Linked DNA regions of Homo sapiens: region 1 is linked to region 2. A link is a loop called in an ENCODE intact Hi-C map of the cell type or tissue named here. Cell type or tissue: CD4-positive, alpha-beta T cell. All regions are shown on one strand. Each heading gives the region's core, and the rest is flanking DNA. Links, peaks and the distances in the headings are about the cores only. Region 1 has its middle 85 kb from the start of ZNF81. Region 2 has its middle 37 kb from the start of ARAF.

What was found. Hi-C counts contacts between places; a loop is a spot of excess contacts. Peaks named below come from ENCODE experiments on the same cell type or tissue, not always from the same donor. Only the 100,000 strongest peaks of a DNase experiment are listed, where the experiment ranks them.
Region 1: a loop joins it to region 2, with 2.4 times the contacts of the local background. A loop is called at or near these places in 2 of 110 quality-filtered maps.

What each region holds. Positions count from the first base shown.
Region 1 is chrX:47,749,033-47,754,406 of GRCh38, forward strand. No RefSeq gene overlaps it. Among named protein-coding and RNA genes, the nearest start is that of ZNF81, 85 kb to the right of the region's middle. RefSeq lists enhancers at 165-364, 2,778-2,857, 2,918-2,967. In CD4-positive, alpha-beta T cell, for the core only: no CTCF peak of the experiment used is centred there; a DNase peak (open chromatin) is centred at 2,859.
Region 2 is chrX:47,521,277-47,526,650 of GRCh38, forward strand. No RefSeq gene overlaps it. Among named protein-coding and RNA genes, the nearest start is that of ARAF, 37 kb to the right of the region's middle. RefSeq lists silencers at 2,382-2,451, 2,512-2,561. In CD4-positive, alpha-beta T cell, for the core only: CTCF peaks have their summits at 2,284 (motif pointing left) and 2,487; a DNase peak (open chromatin) is centred at 2,285; H3K4me3 peaks cover 1,074 bases.

The sequences.
Region 1 (5,374 bases), core at 292-5,291, 230 kb after region 2:
GCTTAACCTTATTTATAGGTATAGTGGCAAAGAGGGGAAGTGAGGGTAGATCCTGATGGGGGCACAGTGGAGGGGCTGCAGTGTACTTCAGCATAGGGGTGTGATAGTCCTTAACAGGGAGGGATGGGCCACTTCTGCAGGCTTACAGTGTTCAGAGATATGGTAACCAGCATCCAAGATGGACCGTAATAACCCTTGCCTTCTGGTATTCATGCCCTAGTATAGTCCCTTCTCACGCTGGTTAGGGACTTGATCCTGTATGACCAATTCAGTACACTTGAGTCTACGTCATAGAAACCACTGCAGCTGTTTCCTTGACCTCTCAGATCATTCACTCTGGGGGAAGCCAGCTGCCACACTGTGAGAACAACCCTGTGGAGAGAGCCATGCGGGGAAGAACTGAGGCTCCTGGCCAATAAACAGCCAGTACCAACTTGCTAGCCATGTGAATGAGCTAACTTGGAAGTGGACACTCCAGGACCAGATGGCGTTACAGATGACTTTAGCCTCAGCCAATATCTAATGCAACCACAAGAGAAACCCTAAGCAAGAACTGCCGAGGCAAGTCCTTGAATTTCTGACCCACAGAATATGTAGGCATAATAAATGGTTGTTTTACATAACTAAGTTTTGGAGAAATTTGCAACATAGCCATAATAACTGGAATAAAAGGAATCTGGAGATTCAGGATTTTGGAGGTCATCAACCCAGACGTACCCTGTGTCAAGGTTGCTTCCTTTCCCAGTCAGAGCCCTGACCTTGGCATAGAAGATTTGCCTTAGTTGAGAGTTTCACTTTCCTTGTACTCTACTGCTCTGACCAAGTCCTGAGCCTTGTCCTTAGTGTCCTTTGCCCTTCCACTTCAGGACATGAAAGCTTCTTCATATGCTGCTGCCAAGGAAGCCCCTTGAGGCTTTTACACTTTGTTTCATTGCCTGTTAACCACTCTGTGCCTTTTATTGTCGTTTTGTAGACTGTCAATTGAGCTCAGCAAAGGCACCAAAAACTTTTAGCCTGATTGTTACTATTTCCCCCATGTGCATCCCCCTCCACCAGTAGCCAGCCCAGTTCACCACCTGTGAGAGTTTTAACAATTGAATTGTTTATTTATTCCAGGAGCTGTTTGCACTCCACCTGCTACTAATAATGATGACTTCTTTCTCAGATGGGCAGTGGGTGATGTAGTTCCAGAACTCCATTTCATCCACAGCTTGCTGTCTCAGAGCACTTCTGATACTAATTGTTATGTGTTGAGTTCCCTAGGAAGCAGACCCTGAGAAAGAGTTTAGAGTACAGGATGTTTATTAGGGAGGGCCCTTGGGAGAAACACCTGTGGGAAAGAGTGGAAGGAAGCTGGAGTGAACAGAAGAAGCTGAGCTGTGCTGAAGACCAAATGACAGCCTTAGCCAATCCTGCAGGGAGCTTTGGAGCTAGAATGGCTCTTTGCTGTGCTGAGTTTTTATTCCCTAGACTTGATCAGACATTGGATGGGGACTGCCCCAGGAAAGGGCATGATCTTGGGCATGGTAGCTCCGTGCATCTCAGGCAATTCCTTAAGGGATTTACAGTCCTGAATACTGTCAGCTGATAACTGGGAAACCATCTTTCCTTGAAGAGAGATCTGGGTGGTAGGTCACGGTGACCATGGGAGTTGTTCAACAGACATTGGGCTGAAAGCAAATGGGGTATCTTGATGTTACAGGAATCCCTGCTTACCGGGCCTCTGGTTTAATCAAATGTGACTAGAGTGAGTCCATTTTGGAGTGAGTAACTAGGCACTCACAAGGCACCTATAGGGTTAATACTTAGGCTCTGAAAATAGCCACATTCTAAGTTGACCATCAATTATAAATACAGAATATTTACGGCCATACAGAGCATCTCCCACCAAGCCAGCAGAATGTCCACATGTCCTAAGCATGCAGCCCACTTTGCTTAAAGATAACATTAATGAGCAAGTTTAGGTTGAAGGATTAATGGTCATTAATAACACCAATTGCTCCTACCCATAGTGAACACATCTGCACTTTCCAAGTTTAATTCTAGCTCCTTATAGTTTCTTATAAGTAGGGACACTAACAAAGGACAATGCTTTCCTCCTCTTGCTTTCTGAGGACACCCTACTCTGTAACAGAATAGTTTCCACTAAACTTGCTTCTTTCACTGTGCTCTGTGAATTGTCTCTAATTCTTTCCTGTGCAAGATCCAAGAACCTGCTATTGAAATCTGGATCGGGACCCTCTTTTCTAATAACAGTGAGGCCCAGTGAAAGGACCTCATGAGGTTTTCCACAAACACCGTGATGGAGGAAAACGGGAAGTTCAGCAAATGGTGTGCTGAAGGAAATAGCGGGACAGCAGACTGCTGGGAGAAAATGGGGAAACAATAGATGCTGTTCAGGGGACAGTAGGGATTTGAGGACACTATATGATCTCCCAACACCCTCTGCGCCCCTTCAATTTTCCCCCAACATAACCCCTGAAACACTTTGGTTTCATTGCCTGTTAACAACTCTCTGCCTTTTATTATCATTTTCTAGATTGTCAATTGCGCTCAGCAGATGCACCCAATACTTTTAGCCTTATTGTCACTAGCCTTATTGTTACAGAATAATAGTGTGATGGGGGCTAATGATGAACTCATTGACACAGGAATTTTCTCTCAGCCCCTTTGCCAGACTCGCAGCAAGGGCACCCTCTCTACTCAGCCCGTGCCACTCAACCCCTTGTGGGAGGGAGCACATGAGCAAGTGAGTGTGGGATAAGCTCTTTTAGTTCTGCTGTCCACAGCCCATTGAACAGCGGTGTGTTAGCAGCTCAGCTGGCTCCTGGCCCCGTCATGTGGGGTGGCTGCCCTCTGCTGGCGAGGGCAAAGGGCCAGTGCAACAACCTTTATGGGTACCTGCACTAGGTGGGTCCTGAACCCTAGTTCAGCATCCAAGAAGAATGAGGATGTGCTATCAAGGAGTGAGCAAGGTGGGGGGTTTTACTGAGGGATGAGTGATGAAATAGCTTTCTGTGGAGAGGGGATACGTGGGTGGACCCCCTACCTGAAGGCAGGAAAGCCCCCCAACCCCCCACCCTCCGCTGCAATGTGTCTGAGTCTGGGGCTTTCATGGGCTCAGAATAGGGGAGGGGCAGGCAAACAGGAACAGATGTTTTCACTCTGGTCCAAGGTTTTACCTGGGACTGTCCTCAGCTTGAAGGTGGGGTTTCACCAGGGACCCACCCCTATCTTCCTAGGCATTTGGCTGCCTCTTGTCGCTATCATCATTAGCCTCCATCACATTATTATTCTGTGACTCCCTACTGGACCCCAGCACAGTATCTGTGAATCACCAACAACAGCAAGGGCAACGTCTACTGACTCCATCAGCACCCCCTAGAACAGCATTTTCTACTCTACCTGGCCCTGATCCGTGTCTTCTGACATCCAAATAGCCTGAATCATCACAGTGTCCAATGACTTCACTAGGCCACAGCTCAGTCACAGCTGTTCCGTTTTGAGTTTTAATCTTCTTTTTCAGTAGGCACTCTCTTTGCAACCCAGGGTCCCTGGGTTTTGGAGTATGTAACCAAACTCAGGCCTGGGCCACTAGTTATTTGAAAGCCAAAAGCTCAAAAGCCAAGCTTTGGTAAAAGGAAAGGTAGCTTTACTTGAGAAGCCAGCAACCTAGGGGAGGCAGTGAACTAGCATTCAAAGATTCAAAGACCACCTTACCGAGTTGTGTCTCTGGATCAGGGAGGTTTAAGGGAAATTAGGGGAAATGATGATCAAAACATTTGCACGCGTGCAGTCTCGAGTGGGCAGTTAATCATTGCTTTCTTGGTCAATGTTTTGTGGCCTTCTGCAGGCGCTATCAGCGTATATTCTTATCAGGCTGGTCAGCATGTCCCAGAGTTGTTGGTCAGCGTCTTTTCTTTTATCTCTATTGAAGGTCATGTTTCCTGAGGCTGTTTTTCCTGAATAATCTACAAACTCAAGCAAAGTAATAATTATATTCAAACAAATAAACTTTTCTCTAACATGGAGTCAGTACTGTGAAAAAGTATCCATTTTTAACTGTTGCACCTTGGGTTCTTATTTCAAAAAGTTCCATGAAGAAGATCAGCCCCAGCAAAACAAACAAACAAACAAACAAAAACAGTTGGATCCAGAGATGCCTGAGTTAGAGATGACTTTGGCAACTCTCCTCATTGGCATACTTAAAACCCTGCTCAGGGAGGAGCTTATTTGCCACCTTCTATGCGGAAGCATGTTCACGACTGCACCTGTGCTGCCTTTACTCCACCTCTACATACAATGACTCGGCTAACCAGCCCCACCAAGGCCCTTGTTTTCACCTTCGTTCCAGGAGGTGCTGCTTTGAGGAATTATCCCCAGTGTCCTCCTTGTTGCAAGTAATAAAATCCTCTTGTTAAGTCCTCCTTGGTTTTGGTCATTGGACAGTCACTGCCAAGCAATCAAACCCACTCGTATGAGTAACACCTTGTTGAGATGTAGCACAAGGATTAGTTGGGTATGTACTCTTAGCTTCCTGCTGGTTCCTGCTTTCACCACCCTGGCAAAGAGATGTGCCAATGCACAGAAATACAACTTCACCTTGACTTTGGGGACATCTGCACCGCCTCATTGAGTACATGTCAATGTGTAAGGTCATCTCCACTGAGCCTTGCTGATGCGAGGGAGAGGAAAAGCAGGATCTGACACACTGCCTGTTGCTGCAGGGTGGGAGCAGAAGCTCAGCTCCCTATTGGGCCCTGCTGATGGCAAGGGTGGAGGAAAACAGTGTGTCCTCTAGCTGTTTCCCGCCACTTCATTCTGCCTCATTGATGCCATGTGTGGCTTGATTCTCAGGTCCTAACTGGGATCCACTGACACCCAAGTGGTGGCCTTGTTCAGTCTCATTCCTTCTAGATGGGCCCCACTGGGCCCCACTGACCCAAGGGGTGGGAGGCAAGTGGATTTCTGACTGGCCCTGACTTTTGCTGCATTGTTCAGTCTTTTTGATACCAGGTAGAGTGGAGGCCCAGCTCACACCGGACCTCCCTGATACTACCATTGTGGAAGAATTGGAGGACTGCCTGCTTTTTCCAGGCAGGGGGATGTATGTAAGATCAGATCTGCACCCCACCTTAGTGACACTAACCTGGCAGGAGAGTGAGAGTGCCACATGCTTCCACTGGGCAGAGGATGAAATATTAACTCCCTGCTCTGTCCCATTGACACTACCCCAGCAGGGGATGAGAGTGCTGCCCTGTGCTTTCTGCAAGGTGGTGGGGTGGGGATCAGGTCCCCACTCATCTTGCTGAAATGGGTGGGGTCGGGTTTTTCTATTGGTGTTTGACTGGAGTAAGATGGGTACTGCCAAAAA
Region 2 (5,374 bases), core at 279-5,278:
AATGGAGGGATGAGTCAGGGCCTGGCATTGATCAAGGAGCTAGGCATTGATCAAGGAGCTAGAAGAGAGAGCTGGGCCTCTGTCTCTAGTACTTCCTGTTACTGGCAGAAGGGCGGGAGACAAGTCATAGAAAACAACTTTCCCAAAATAAAGTGTTGACGAGAATATGGAGAAATTGGAACTCTGGTGCACTGTTGGTGGGATTGTAAAATGGTGCAACCAGGCTGGCGCAGTGGGTCATGCCTGTAATCCCAGTACTTTGGGAGGCTGAGGTGGGTGGATCATTTGAGGTTAGGAGCTTGAGACCAGCCTGATCAATATGGTGAAACCCCATCTCTGCTAAAAATACATAAAACTAGCCAGGCATGGTGGTGGGTGCCTGTAAGCCCAACTACTCGGGAGGCTGAGGCAGGAGAATCACTTGAACCTGGGAGGCAGAGGTTGCAGTGAGCGAAGATTGTGCTACTGCACTCCAGCTTGGGCGACAGAGCCAGACTCTATCTCTAAAAAAATAAAATAAAATGTGCAACCAATAGGAAATAGTTTGGAGTTTCCTCAAAAAATTAAAAATAGAACTACCATATAACTCAGCCATTTTACTTCTGAGTATATATAAAAAAGAATTGAAAGCAGGGCCTTGAAGTGATATTTGCACACCCACATTCAGAGCAGCATTATTTTTTTCTCAAGCTGGAGTGCAATGGTGTGATCATAGCTCACTGCAGCCTCAAACTCTCAGGCTCAAGTGATCTTCTTGCCTTGGCCTCCCAAGGTGTGGGGATTACAGGTGTGAGCCACTGTACCCAGCCTGAGCTCTTTTAAAAATATTCTACATATAAGTGAAGTCATGAAATATTTTTCTGCCTGTGTCTTAAGCAAAGCTATCCTTCAAAAATGAAGGAGAAATTAAAGTTTTTCCCTGACAAGAAAAAGCTGACGGAATTTATCACCACTAGACCAGTCTTAAATGTGGATTTCTAAACCTTGCTAGTCAGTTTGCCAATATTTTAACTTATACCTGTAGCATTTTAATGTCTATTTTATTCCATAAAGATGTATTGGGTACCAGATGTGTGCTTGACACATGGTTACCTGTGGGTCTTTTTATTTCAATTTCATCTTTTACACCAAAAGCTTCTAGGCCTGCCTCCACTATCCAGGTGCCCTGCACTCTCCATTAGGGTGCTGGGGCTAGGGCTCAGATGCCTAGATTCTCCTGAGAACCATCAGCCAGGGAAGAGGAGTTGGGAATGGAAAGCTGCCTTGTTTGTCCGGTACATATGCATATGTAGTTACTGGGGAATTGTAGTTACTGGGAAATTAAATCAGGGCCAACATGTGCATGTTTCTAACGTGGGGATAGATTTCTTCAATTCATTAGATCAATTGAGAGATTCTTAACTGTTTTGAACAGACAAATGTTGACAGGAGTTTATTTCCAGAGGCATATGGACTAAGAGTTTAGGTCTGTGGTGTATATCAGGGTGGGGATTGTTAAGGAAAAGGGATATCTGGGTATTAGGGGAAGGGGTGCACAGATATGTAGGACCGACCCACAGGCCTGGGTGACATCTGGACATCGCCTTACCAAGGAGCCCCGGTGCCCTCCTCAAGCCCTGCCCAGCTCCTTTTCCTGCCTGGCCACAGCCTGGGATGTACCTGGCTTCCCTTTATCTATAAAAAGGAAAGGCTTCCATTTATTTTAATATGAATTTATGCACATTCTACAAAGGCATTACCACACCTGCAGAAAACCATTGTTCGTACTTGGAGGGAGTTTTGATGATCATTCCTGTTCTGTGTATAGTTCACATTTTTACATGGAGATTTCTGTGTGTGTATCCTGCCTTTTTTGCTTTAATAGTACATGAAAATAATTTCCCATGATGTTACATAGTATTGATAAACAATTTTTCAAATGGTTCCATAATATTTTTAAAGAGACTGTCTACCTGAGTTTCTTTAATTTCATATTCCCTGTGGCTTCAGATGTTTCCTTTTTTAAGGATAATGCTTTGATAAGTATCTTTACACGCGTACGCGCACACACACATCCATCTCTGATCCATCAATCTATCAAAAGAAGAGGAGGATGGAGAAGATGGAGGAGGTGAGGGAAGAGGAAAGGAGGAGGGCTGCTCCTTCACGTCGTGAGCTCTGCGGGTGGTTGCGGAGCCTGGGTGAACACGACCGTGACCGTGGCTGCGAAGGCGGGCCCCGCCCTCTGACTGCGGACTACGCGGCGGCGCCTGTGCCGCAGTAGCGCTGGACCTTGGCCTCTGGCGGTCTCTGGCGCCCCCTCCCGTTCGCATCGTGAAGCTGGGCCGAGCCCGCTGCCCGCCGTTCCTCGCTCCTGTCTGCACCTCCTCCTCCGTTTTGCTTCCCTGCAGCTTTTGCCCCGCCCCCCTTCCCCTGCCTCCCCCTGGCCCTCCGCGTGTTAATTTAGGGGCCCCAACCCGGGGAACCCCTCGCAGAGCCAGCTGCTGTCGTTAGGCCCGGGTGAGTGAGCAGGACGAGAGGGCACGGCTGGCGACGGAGCCCCTCCCAGCGCTGCGGCGGGAGAGGGGGCTCAGCTCGAGTCGCCACCCGGACTCGCCGGACCCAGAGCTCCTCTTTGGGGTTCCCGCTCTCCCGCTCCCCGTGCTCCTGGGAAGAGGTTCTGGAAACGACCGAATCTGGGTGCAATCGGGGTGGCGCACAATCGCGCCCCTCCAGTCCCCTCTGCGGGCAGAGGAAGTGGGACTCGAGGACCAGAGCTCTCGGGCCTCCTGATCCAGGGACCTGCCATTTCCTGGCCCAGGACCCCGGGAATGCCCGAGCATGGCACCTCGACGTGGCAGGAAAACTGTTCAGGAGGCGGCAGAGGAGCCTGTGGGGGACGGGAGGCAGCCACCTCCCCGCGTCCTTCGAACCCTTTGCTTGGGCTGCCGGGCATCAATACCCCAACTCACCCAGCACCCCCTCTTCAGAATAACCTCAAAACCCAACCGGGCTCCTGGCCACAGGGCCTTCTCTTAGTCCAACCACCAGGCTGAGTGAATCCTCGTGGAGCCAGGAGGGTCCTCAGTGACCCTGCACAAACCCGTTATCAAGTCACCCCAAGTGGGATCCAATTAGCATCCTGTCTCACCCAGAATCGCCACTTACCACACCTCTACCTGCCTCTGTGTGCTTGGTCCCCACCATTTCTCCTGCAGTCCCAGACTAAGGAAGGACTGGACGGCCCGACCCAAGCCTCCCGCAAATGATTTTAAGGAAGGAGATGCCCCTCGGCAGCCAGACATGAGGATTGATTCCAGGACTCACCCAGCTGCTGCCCCAGGGACCCCACAGACTTCCCAAGCAGAGCCAGTTCCCTGGGAGGGCTGCATGGAGGAGGAGACCTGCCAACACTGGAGCCGAGGGGTTTCTACTGATTCATTCACAAAGCTTAGATCTCAGATCTTGGACACATGACTGAACTTCACAAAGTCTCAGGATCCACACACATTTTCCATTTATTCTTCTTATTTTATTTTATTTTTTAGACGGAGTCTTGCTCTGTCACCCAGGCTGGAGTGCAGTGGTGCGATCTCGGCTCACTGCAACCTCCACCTCCCGGGTTCCAGCAATTCTCCTGCCTCAGCCTCCTGAGTAGCTGGGATTACAGGCGCCTGCCGCCACACCTGGCTAATTTTTTGTATTTTAGTAGAGACGGAGTTTCACCGTGTTGCCCAGGCTGGTCTCAAACTCCTGAGCTCAGGCAATCCACCCGCCTCGGCCTCCCAAAGTGCTAGGATTACAGACGTGAGCCACCAGCCCAGCCTCCATTTATTCTTCTATCCACACATTCGCCAAGTACAGTCATCCCTCAGTATCCAGGAGAAATTGGTTCCAGGACCCCCACGGATACCAAAACCCACGGATACTCACACCCCAGATATTAAATGGTGTAGTGGTTGCATGTAATGCACACATATCCTCTTGTACACTTTAAACCATCTCTAGATAACTTATAATACTTCATACTATGTAAATAGTTGCTATACTGTATTATTTGTATTATTTTTATTTTATTTTTTTTCTGAATATTTTCTATCTTTGGTTGGTTGAATCTGAGGATGCAAAACCAGGCATAGGGTGGACTGGATGTTGGTCCTGGTATTTGGGATGAAAGGAGAGTGAGAGGGCGTTCAGGGCAGGAAAGAAAGAAGCTGGCATTACAGCCGAGTGCAGTCAGGGACCTTGGGAGGCCTGCCAACAGCACATGCAGAAAAGCTGGGAGCACTGGGGCGAGTTGCTCAACTCCACCTGAGGGGCAGAAGGGGGCCCGGAACGCTGCTGCCAAGAAGTCGCCTTAGAATTAGGCTGTGGGGCTGGGTGCTGTGGTTCACGCCTGTAATCCCAGCACTTTGGGAGGCTGAGGCGGGCAGATCACTTGAGTTCAGGAGTTCGAGACCAGCCTGGTCAACATGGTGAAACCCTGTGTCCACTAAAAATACAAAATTAGCCGGGTGTGGTGGTGGGCACCTGTAATCCCAGCTACTAGGGAGACTGAGGCAGGAGAATTGCTTGAACCAAGGAGGCGGAGGTTGCAGTGAGCTGAGATCTTGCCACTGCACTCCAGCCTGGGTGACAGACTGATACTCTGTCTCAAAAAAAAAAAAAAAAAAAAAAAAAAAAGAAAGAAAAAGAGAAAAAAGAATTAAGCTGTGGGAGGTGAGAAGGGATTTGCCAAGTAGACAAAGAAGGCTGCCTGGGAGCAGGGGAGGTGGGTGGGGGGCAGTAGCTGGATCACAGAGGACAACAGGAGGAGCGGAGGAAATGTTTGGTCAGACTGGTGTTTGGGAAGGTTGGCCACTGGCAGTGTGTATGCAAGGGGGGACCTCAGGGAGCGAAGGTGGGTTAAGGGGGAGCTCAGACTGGTGTGGAGCCCTAACATGGACATCTATGATCTTTCTGCCTTTAGAGGGCTAGTTTTCACCAAGTTTCCACCCGCACTGCAACCCAATGACAATGTTTAAATATTCTGGGTGAGTCATTTGCTAGGATTTCTGCAAAAGTATTTGATTCGATCCATTTATGAATCAAGTTGATCCTTCCTTCCTTCTTTCCCTCCCTCCCTCTCTCCCCCCCCCTTCCTTCCTCTTCCTTCCTTCCTTCCTTCCTTCCTTCTTCTGTCTTCATTTGTTGCTCAGGCTGGAGTGCAGTGATACAATCAGAGCTCACCGCAGCCTGGATCTCCTGGACTCAAGCAATCCTCCTAGCTCAGCCTCCTGAATAGCTAGGATTACAGGTGTGCGCCACCATGCCCAGCTAATTTTTTTATCTTTTGTAGAGATGGGATCTTGCTATGCTGCCCAGGATGGTCTTTTTTTTGAGACAGAGTCTTGCT